2 separate regions of the Homo sapiens genome follow, and region 1 is linked to region 2. The links are chromatin contacts, found by Hi-C in ENCODE. All regions are on one chromosome and are shown on one strand. Each heading gives the region's core, a stretch centred on a gene start or an enhancer-like site at or near the end of the contact. The rest is flanking DNA. Distances are from core to core; before and after follow the strand shown. Region 1 holds the start of LANCL2 (LanC like glutathione S-transferase 2). Region 2 holds the start of EGFR (epidermal growth factor receptor).

Region 1 (4,943 bases), core at 357-2,856, 350 kb before region 2:
CTAGACGTGGTTCAAGCAGTTCCATCTTCCATTAGCCTCCCCGCACACTTTACTCTCCCACAGCTGCCGCTCTTGGTTCTGCCTAGCACAAAAGTATTTGGGTTTTGCCATTTCTTTGTGTCTTTTTCACGTAAAACATATTCAAGAGATGTATGTTTTTCTGTTGTTAATCTGTTTTATGTCAATGTAACGCTCTGACCCACCTCGCGACACTAAGAAAGTCAAGTTTGGCCTCCCCTTACACCCGCTTCCCATTTCTGGGCACACAGACAGTACGGACAATGCTTCTTTGTCGGCGAGAGCCCAGGGACCAGATATGGCCAAGGAAATCCAGCCTCCAGGCCACTTCTGAGGAGCAGGTAGCCGGCGGAGCGCTCCGCCGCGCAGGGGCGGGAGGTGTCCGCGGGCCTCACGAGTGCACAAGCCCGCATTGCGAAGCGCCGCTCGGGCCAAGAAGGAAAGCGCACTGTCCGCGTATTTCAAAGGCGCGTTGGGGCCAGGAGGGCCGAACTGCTGGAACGTGGTTCATGCAGCTGAAGCCCACGGACCCTAAGCGCGGCTCATCGGGAAGGCCCGGAGACAGGTGCTAGGCGCTATCATCCCGCGCCCTCCCAAGCCCGGCGCGCGCCTGTGACGTCACGCCTGGCGGAAGGTGGACGCTACCACCGCCGCGCTCCCCCTCCGGCGCCTCTGCGGCCAGGCCGCCGACTCACCTTCCCGTCCTGATGAAAAGGGAGGCCGGGCTCATCCGTGGTCGCCGGGGGACGAACACAGCCTGTCTCTTCGGCCGCTCCGGAGGCGAGCAGCGCCCCGGCGGCGGCCTCGTAGTCCGGGAAGGGGTTGACGAACGCCCGTTCCTCCATTTCTGCCTCCCCTCCCAGGTGGAGCTTCAGCCTCTTTGACATGGTCTCGCCCATCTCCGCCGCGGTACGGCGCGCGGGCGGGGACAAACCTCCTGTCCCGGCGCTGCAGCTCGCCCCGCCGCCGCCTCCTCCGAGGGCCCGCGCAGAGAGCGTCCTCTAGGAGGAGCGAGGCCGCGCGCTGGCGGGAGGAGCGGGGCGTCTGAGCGTGCACTGCCTCGTCGCGGGCTGCTCGCACATCAGGCGGCCGCAGAGGCGGTGGGCGCTGTGCCTCTGCCCTGTTCCTGGCGCCTTTGCCCTGCTCCCGACGGAGAGGAGCGGGCTCGCGGGAGCGCCCAGCGGCTCACAGCCTGCTCGCGCCTCCTCGCACCTTCCCCGTGGCCCGCAGAGCCCGTCCGCGGCGACGCGCACGGCCGGGGCTGGAGTCCCGGGGTGGGGATCGCTGCGCCCGGCCAGCCCCCTCCGCGATTTCCAAAGAAAACCGAACGCCCGCTAGGGCCACGCTCCCGCGGGGAAAACCTGTAGAGAAGAGGTCGCTGTCACTCAAGGTGTGTGCGCGTCGCCGACCGGGGCGAGCTCAGCCCCTGGCGCGCCGTCGTCAGCCTGCATTTCACCGGCCCCTGCTGCGCCAGCCCAAAGGAATAGCAGCAGTTCTTTGTTTGATATTAAGAAGAAAAAAAAAATCTCTTCTAAAGAACAGAATTTCAAAACAGTCTAAAACACTGCAAGGCTAGTCTCCGAGGGATGGGGGAGGGAGACAGTCCCTCCTATTCATCACTGTTGGAGGGGGGTGTCTGGGAGGAGGAGCCACAGGCCTTTTTTTTTTTCTTTTTATGTTTTATGTTCACTCCCTTTGTTTTGAATAAATGGACATCTTTGATACCGGGACATAAAATGAAAGCATACTTAATTATCCAAACATTTTATCGACCAGAAAGAGTCCTCCAGTGTTAATTGGCAAAGATCATAGTATGTATTATAAAAAGGACACAAGCAACCAGATCTTTACATTTATGTAATCGTGATGTGGTTTACTTCAGTCTTCATTGGTTCTCTTTATTTTTATTTGTTTGGACCAAATACGTGTAATGATTTCTGCTCCTTGAGGAAAATGTCTTATTTCCGTTTTCTTCCGCTCAGTAAACGTTGATTGAGCACCAAATGGTACTAGGTGATGAAGAAATAAGAGATTAAAAAGATAGTTTTGGCTCTCTGGGGATTCCCAGTTATTGGGTGAGAAAAGCAAGGATTACAGCATAGCTGATGTAGGTGCTTTTCTGGAAGCAAGCAAAAATACACGTTAATGTAAAAAGTGACATGATGAAGAAAAACACAGTGCCGAGCACAGGGAAGGCTCGGTTCCTCCTGCCTCCGTGGCCTCGGTGGAATGATGTGGGAAAGTCTGGCTTCCCACTACCTCTTCTAGTGTCCCCCCAACCCCACAGGGCTGGACATGTGAAACACACCCCACCAAGAACATGACCATGGGAAGGTACAGTGTAGAAGAAAATCATTTTAAAGGGGGTACTCAGCATAACTATCTTCAAAGTTCAGGGAAACAGAACAGATACAACAGGATGAGTGTTATAGCAGCATCCCTTAGCTCCACTTTCCTGCTTTCCCCTTTCCTGGGGTCTTTTCTCCCACCAAATTTTCATACCTAGACGGTGTAGGAAAATCCACTCCAGGAACTACTGATGCCGACATGCTCTAGGAGCCATCCTTATCCCACCACAGGGACTTAACTAGACAAAATAACCCACGGTGATATTCCCCAAAGTCTGGGGAACTATCACGCCTTGGACAGGTACAGCAGAAACGTCCACTGCGGGCTTTGTTAGGCTAAGCCTAGTGAATTCTCAGCTCTCCCTACCCAGGAGGGAGGTGAAGATTGTCTCTTCTTCCTGCAGTCTGCTGGTGGATAACTGGCAACTGTTGGCAAGTACAGAAACCTGTCCTAAAGAAAACCAATATTTTCAAAAGCTGAAAAATCGAAACCCAATTTAAGGAGTCGGCATATTTTCCTAAATGCTCTCTTATCGGCAGATCCCCTGCCCTCCTGGACAGCTCACTGACACTATTTTATGGAGAAGTGGTAGGTTCCCTTTCTTCAGCCTCCTGTCCCCTGGGGGTTTTTTAATGCAGAGCACAGGGGATTCCCTTCTGCGGCCCTTTTACACCCAGGGCTATCTTCCCCCGTGGCCACTCTTGAGCTCTTGAGTAGTACAGAGACCTTGGTCAGTGCCTTGAAATTACAACTTTATTTTCCTTAGGACAAGCCAAATTCTTAGGACACCCTCCCCACTCTTCTGTGTAAGAGAAGGGCAAGAGGACATACATGCCGGCCCAAAGCACACCCAAGGAGTCGTGAGGGCCCCTGGCAACTGACCTTTCAAAGGAAGACATAGTCCAAGGACACGATGTGCGAGAGGGCGGCATTGTGGCACCACGTTGAGATCTGGGGGGGCACTGGGCGGAGCAGCACCTGGGGAAGCCGCCGGGTGCGGTGCTTGGGTCACGGCCCTCCGGGGAGGCCACCGGGTGCGGTGCGGGGCAGGGCCCTACGGGGTGGCCGGCGGGTGCAGAAGTTGCTACCAGGGGAGGGTGTGCTCATCCTTGAAGATCTGAGTCAAAATAGGCAGTGTCATCCTCTTCCATTCCCCAGCACCTAACGTGGCTGCCCCAAAAGCCGCTGAGCTTGAGCTCCCTTCTAAAGCCAAAGCAGGCAGCAAGGCGGAGAGGAACCCCGGAGGTGGGAGGTCACTGGGGGGCGGGGAGGGTGGTTTCGGGGCACAGGGCAGCGGTGACTGCCCGCAGGGGCAAGCCCGGGCTCCCCGCCTGCGGCGGCTCCCCACCAAGTGGGGCCTGAGACAGGAGGAGCTGAGGTGGGGGCGCCTCCCTGAGAAACGCCACTTCTTATCTGGAGCGCCCCAAAGGTGAGAGGAAGACGATGGAAAACCTGGGGCACGAGGGCTCTCACTGTGGGGTTCAGCCATCGCCGAGCCCTGAGGCCCCGCAGACAGCCCCGGCTCTCCTCTTTACCCCAGAGTCAGGTACCAGCCTCTGGCCCGGGAACCAAGCCTCAGGTGCTTGCAGGGCTAGAATGTGTGGTTCTGAGAACTGCGTGGTGCTGGGTCAGAACCACGTGGGGCCTGTATTATGTATTTCAAAACTTCACGCTTCCCTGCAGCCTCAACACGGAAAACAGGCAGTGAGCCCCCCTCTCCCCCACCCCGCCCAGGTGACCAGATGCCCCAGTGTGGTGAGCTGGCCCTGCCACAGTTCCCCTTCCTGCCCTCCCGGACTGTGACCTAGTGACAGAGATTCTTTGTTCTACCAAACTAGTCAGGTTCCTGAATCTCCTCCAAGGCCCATCTGCACACTTCCTTATAAAATCCAGTTTTAGCAAACAGCCTTGCTAAGTCACTTTAGGAAGAACCACCCCCTAATATGTGATCACCCCCATTATTTGACCAGGTTCCCTATCCCTCACTATCCCCTAGGTGATGTTGGATCAACCTGGCCTGTGTTCAGCAAGAAGCCTATTAGGTAAGATTAGTCAGTACCCACCTTCCCCTTCATGTTATCTCTTAGTAATTTTCCATCCAGTCACCCCCACCTTGCTTCTTGGCTATCCATTTCCACTTGTATTGGGAATTAAGCTCAATCTTTCTCCCACACTGCAAAATCCCATCGTGGTGGTCCCCATACCGTTAAGGTCTCAATAAAGTCAGCCTTACCCTGTGCTGTGAATGGTGTGAATGTTTTTCCTCTCTAAAAGTCATGTTGAGACTTAATCCCCAGTGTGACAGTAATCCATTCGTGGACGAAGGGATTAGCAGGTTGTCTCGGAGTGGGACTGTGGCTCTATATGAAGAAGAGAGACCTGAGCTGGCACACTCAACCCCTTACCATGGGGTGCTCTGTGCTGCCTGGAAACTCTGCAGAGACTCCCCATCAACAAGAAGGCCCTCGCCATGTGTGGCCCTTTGACCTTGGACTTCTCCAACTCCAAAACTGTAAAAAATAAATTCCCTTTCTTTATAAATTACCTAGTTTCAGGTATTATATTATAAGCAACAG
Region 2 (5,548 bases), core at 800-3,299:
ATCTCCGGAGACTTTAACAATCCTTCTTCCGTCTAGTGATCCCCAAATCTGGCTGCCCAACAGATCACATGAAGAGCATTAAAAAAAATCCCAAGTCCAGGTCTTGCCCCATGCCAATTAAATCAGAATGTCTGGGGGCGGGAGCCAGACACTGGTTTTTGTTTTGATTTTTTTTTTTTTAATCCCAGGTAATTCCAATGTGCAGCAAGGTCTGGGAACCACTGTTCTATGCCTTGCCCCTCCCCCAACGACCGCGCTGGGCACCAAACCCCAACTCCCCAAGCCAATGACATCAACAGCAAGTACGGGCCTGGCTCTTGGAACCCGCGCAGCTCAAGGTTGGAATTGTGCAATTAAACCTTCCAAGGCATGTTTCCCCTGTCAAGTGGGTTTATGGTCGGTAGTCACGAAGCCAGACTCGCTCATGTTCTGTCTGCACACTTGGCACACTTGAACCAGGGACAGCAATCCGGTGTGTGTGTGTGTGTGTGTGTGTGTGTGTGTGTAAGACAGGTTTAATATTTTGGTTGGCTCAAATTCTTCAAACAGCAAAAAGAGACATCCAAGAAAGAAAGTCTCCGGGTTTTGAGGAGAAGTTTGCTGTGAGCCCCATTTTGAAACACCATGGTGTTGGCCAGGATGAGCTCTGCTTCCGGGGCTTCCGCTCAAGAGTCCCGCGATCCCCCCCTGCAGTGGCCGGACAGCCGCGTCCCGCTCCACCGCGAAGCCCAGGCGCGACCGAAGGGCTGCAGGTGGAGCAGACCCGGACGTCTCCGCGAGGCGGCCATCGAAGGAGAGCCTGGGGCTTTCGGCGCGGGCGCCCAGGAGGGAGCTGGGGTCCCCGGGAGGTGGGGGGCACTCTTGGATAGGCAAGACGAGGGCGCACCGGGCGAGGCGAGCGGCCGGGGTCTGCGCCCAAGGGGCGGGTCGGACCCCACCTGCCTTTTGCCAACGAGGAAACTAACCGCCGCCAGCACCACCCCTCCCCGGGAGCCGCAGGTGGTGGTAGACGAGTTCTCCCAGCTCCCAGGTCGAGGCTGCGACTCCACACTGGGGAACGAGGATCGCGGGGACCTGGAGAGGGGCCGGGGCCAGGCTGGCGGGCGCCGGCTTCAGTTTGAGACCTGCGCGGAGGGCGGAGGCGGGGAGGTCCTCTCAGAAAGCCGCCTGTCCCGCGGGGTCCGAGGGGAGGCTGTATTTTTGGGTTCCTTCCTCAGCTTCCCTAAACAGTGCAGTCTCGGCGGGTGGGCAGCGCCCGCCCCTCGGGTGCGCGCCAGGACCCCGTCGCGCCCTGGGAAGACAGCGCGGGGCGCACGTGCGGGACCCCGGCCCCAGGCGCCCACCAGCACCCGGCTTTCGCCCACTGACGCCGATCCTGCGCAGCTGGGCGGGGAAAGTGAGGGAAGAAAGTTGGGAGCGGTTCGGGGCGCCGGAGGTCCCGGCGGCCGTTCCCCGCCTGGCCTGCAGCCCGGTGTCCCACGCGTCTCCTCCTCCGCCCGCCCCAGACTCTCCCGGCCGAAGAACGAAACGTCCCGTTCCTCCCGCGGTCCCGGTCGGCGGCGCAGCTGATCTCAAGGAAACAGGAAAGGACGGGCGGGGGCGCGGGCGCCGAGCCGGTGCGCCGGTGCGCGGTTGGGCGGGCTGCGGGGTCCGGGGCGCGATCCGGGGGCGGCGCGGGAGCCGGCGAGACACGCCCTTACCTTTCTTTTCCTCCAGAGCCCGACTCGCCGGGCAGAGCGCAGCCAGCAGCGCCAGGAGCGCTGCCCCGGCCGTCCCGGAGGGTCGCATCGCTGCTCCCCGAAGAGCTCGCTCCGGCTCTCCCGATCAATACTGGACGGAGTCAGGGGGCCGTGCGCGGTGGTTGTGGCGTTGGCGGCGAGGCGGGGACTCGGGCGGACGCCGACGAGGTGGCCTGTCGTCCGGTCTGGGCGGCGGCGGCCGCCGGGGCTAGCTCGGGACTCCGGCCGCCTCGGCCGCGTCGGGCGCTCACACCGTGCGGGGGGCGGAGGCTGCTGCGGCCGCGCTGCGCCGGGGGCTGCCCGGACGTCTAGCTCGCGCGGGCCGAGGCGCGGGGAGGCAGGGCGGGAGGAGGAGGGACCAGGCGGCGGAGGAGGGATCGGGAGGAGCAGAGGAGGAGGAGAATGCGAGGAGGAGGGAGGAGAACCAGCAGCGGGGACCCAAGGCCAGCGGCCGCCGGAGGCGGTGGACAGCGGTGGCCCCCGCGGGACCTAGTCTCCGGCGGGAGTGGGGCGGCGCATGGGAGGGGAGCGGGTGCCCTGAGGAGTTAATTTCCGAGAGGGGCGTTCCCAGCACTGCCCCTCTGGACCCGGTCCCCGCGGACTTGCAGGCCCAGCCTATGTCCAGGTCGAGCCAAATCTGTGCCAGGGTCCCCTTCCCCCTTTCCCTTCTTTTGTTTTACAAAGCAAACTTGTACCAGCTTTAGACAGACTGGCCGAGCCTTAGAGCCAGCGTCGGATAATGGCACCGACGGGGAAACTGCTCCTTTATTCGGGTCCCCACCTCCCCTGCAGCACTACGGGACCCTCTCGGGGATCAGAGGCTGGCCTGGCAGCTGAGGAGGTCGCCGTGCCCGCGCGGCAGGGGTGCCAGGCGTCCGAGGTGGTGCTCTAAAGTCCGAGGGTCCTTCAGATCTTGTCAAGCACCCTCGAAATCATCTGAAATGAGGGCACCCAACTCCGGGTGCAGAGACAGGCCTCCTTAATGTTTATTGCAACCAGCCATGGGTACTTTGAAGCCAATGTGTGAAGCACATTACTTCGCAAAAGTGAAGCTCTTGGAATAAAGGCTTGACACAAACAGCCGTGGAGGTGCTTTTAGAGAGGCTAAGTGTCCCACTGCCCCTGTAGCTCCCGCAGGAGAAATGCCAGGGAAACTCGCGGAAGCTTTGGCCAAAAGAAACTGAGCTTTTTTGGGCTGCAGGAACTTGAGCTATATTCCTTTGGCAAGTCCACCCCATCCCCACTGTTCCTTCTCCTGCAGTAAAAATGTCCTCTAGGTCCATGTTACAGCCAGACCCCTCCTCTCTTCACGAGATTCACTAGGACCTTCAGGCCTGGTTCAACAACCCTGATCTCTCGGCTCTGTCAAAAATCACAATCCTGAAGTAAGTGAAGCTACAGACCTGCCCTTTGCTGTCTCTGAAGGGGAGCAACCTTACATCTTTCCTCCTCATCCAGCAAAATGTTTGTGCCTGGGTCTCGCACCCTGCAGCCTGAACGGTGGGGTTTTTCACCAGGGCAAGCGCAGACAGACACAGGTCTGCTCACTGCCCGCACAACCTGGAACTTCCCTGTGAATTAGGAGAAGTAATCTGTTCCTTTGTTTTAACAAATCAGTACAGCCACTGTGCGTTGAAGTCATGCCCTGAATGCAGAGGCCATGAAGGCTCTGCAGGCATGTGTGTGCTTCCTGCACACCTGGGCTGAGAGCAGTCCGTAGAAACACAGAAAACAAAACTAGAGAAAGGCAAATGGGAAGCACAACAGTGGAACATAAAATGAAGACAGGAGTGAGTCTTACAATAAAAGACCTGAATACAATAAAGTCCTGTGCATTCACTTAACAAGGGCTGCAAATTTGGTTTTAAACTATATTTTCTGTCAAGGGAATGTGACCTGTGTGTACAAGTCACAACACAAATCAATTTAAGCTACAACTGATTTGTAAGACTGTACAGGAATTTCTTTGAGTGCCCAAAAAGACAGCATGTAAGAACATCAGTTCTCACTACGTTAGGACTATATGAGACAACAGCCTTCATAGTACGGCTTGTATATTCTTCAATGTGATCTGATAGCATCACAAGAAACAGAGCTTTTTGTAAAGAATTACTAGACACACACATAGCACAATACTGGGATGGATTCCAGGGAACAGAGAAGAATGGGTTTGCTGAACATCTTCATGGGACATCTATGTAAAGTTTGAGTTTCTCCTTTGAGCTTTTGATACAAAAGCTGACATTCACGTTGATTTTGTAGTCCTTGGCTAGTACCTGGAGTGTGCTGATAACTGTGTTACTTGGTAAGTAAAAAACTGTATGGCCGAGCAGGCACTAATGAAGTCCTCTTAAGAGAGATAAGTAGCCTGGCATAGTTAGGGCCCTGCACAGTTAGGGCTCTAGCTCACAGCCTCTGTGGAGGGTGGTCCTAGACCATGGCCCGGACAGAGGCTGGGTGTGTGTGCCACCACCACAGGAATGACAATAGTGGCCCAGTTGCTGTGTTAAGCATTGGTCAGACTAAGCTTATCTGATAACCTGTGAGCTGGTTAATACTTGTATCTGCCTTTTATAGCAATGTGATGCTGTGGCCGGGAGAAGTGACCAGGATACCAAGGTATACTTGCTAGTATGAGAGGCCAACTTTGAATCCAAGGCAGAGCCGTGTTTTACCCCTCTTGTCCAGCAACGCTTCAAAACCTGAGACAAATGGTGATGTCAGGACCTAAAATTCTATTTCATAATGTCTTGGAAATTTGTTAGGGTGAGTAATACCAAAATTTCTGCTTGGCCAAAAAAATTATAGATAAAGCCTTCATGTATGCTATATTAGCAAGTATGTACTAAGACTCTAGTATTTCCCTTAATAAATCTCATAAGCGTCTGTCAATTTTAATAACACAGATGGTTCCATCCCTTTGCCAGCTGTACATGAGAAACTTTTTTCCTCTGATGAGTGGTTATCCTCTTAGAAGAAGTTTCTGAGTATGTTGAATAAGAGTTTAGTCTTGTCTATAAGGAATGTGGCTCTGAATTTCCTAAAACCAAATGCTCTGTGAAAGGGGAGGAGAAACACGTTATTTGGCAGGGTGAAGATCTGAGGTCTTCAAATATTCTAAGTTCCATCTTAGGCAAAAGGCATTTGACCACCTGTTTTCTCTGGCTTAGAGGTCAAAGTAAAGATTGATTAGGAAAAAAAAACATAGTGGCAGATTTTAGACTTTCAAAAATATGTTTTATAAGTTATTGGAGCTAAGTAAAAGTAGAATAAGCTATGTCAGAGTGGAAAGGGCTTTTTTGAGAAAGATTTTTGTGCAAGAACAATAAGTACTAATGGAGGTTGTGAATTAAGGACTGACACAGGTTCCTTCCAACCCTAAAGTTCCTTAAGAAAATGCACTTCTAAAATAGGTTTTCACTTAAACATGTGTTCACTTGACAGCTCTTCTAAGGATATATGTTAAGGAGATACAAGAATCTGGTAACAGCTTTGCCTCTAGGGAGGAGAACTAGGTAGCTCGGGGTCAGGGGTTTAGAGGGAGACTTGTTTTTCAATTTGTCCTTCTGTACCATTGGGATTTTGTACCAGGAGCATGCCTCACCTATTTCTGCAAGGTAAGTGTGGCCCCTGCTGAGGTTCAGGGACACTCCTGGGGGCAGGCTTTCATGGTTTCTGAGACTGTTTATTCCTTCTCCTTGAAGGAAGTCATTTGCCTTGAGCTCTGAGTTGAGACCCATCTCTTGCAGAATGTGGAAGAAGCAGCTTTTTCAAGGGGTAATGTGCTGACAGAAAACTGCTGAAGCATT

The links. Hi-C counts contacts between places; a loop is a spot of excess contacts on that map. Pooled maps may share reads with other maps.
Region 1: a loop to region 2 is called in a map of sigmoid colon, with 7 times the contacts of the local background. The contact joins the promoter of LANCL2 here to the promoter of EGFR in region 2. A Hi-C loop is called at or near these places in 3 of 168 maps with a recorded cell type or tissue (ascending aorta, prostate gland and sigmoid colon) and 9 of 50 pooled maps.

Annotation. Positions count from the first base shown.
Region 1 is chr7:55,362,000-55,366,942 of GRCh38, reverse strand. LANCL2 (LanC like glutathione S-transferase 2) reads right to left here and starts at 1,606. Exons shown (of 9, transcript NM_018697.4): 1 at 714-1,606. The coding sequence starts at 917. RefSeq lists enhancers at 142-381, 412-871, 1,492-1,681 and a silencer at 1,002-1,421.
Region 2 is chr7:55,015,518-55,021,065 of GRCh38, reverse strand. EGFR (epidermal growth factor receptor) reads right to left here and starts at 2,049. Exons shown (of 28, transcript NM_005228.5): 1 at 1,701-2,049. The coding sequence starts at 1,788. LOC105375284 (a long non-coding RNA gene) reads left to right here and starts at 2,144. Exons shown (of 4, transcript XR_007060329.1): 1 at 2,144-4,505. RefSeq lists an enhancer at 375-1,049.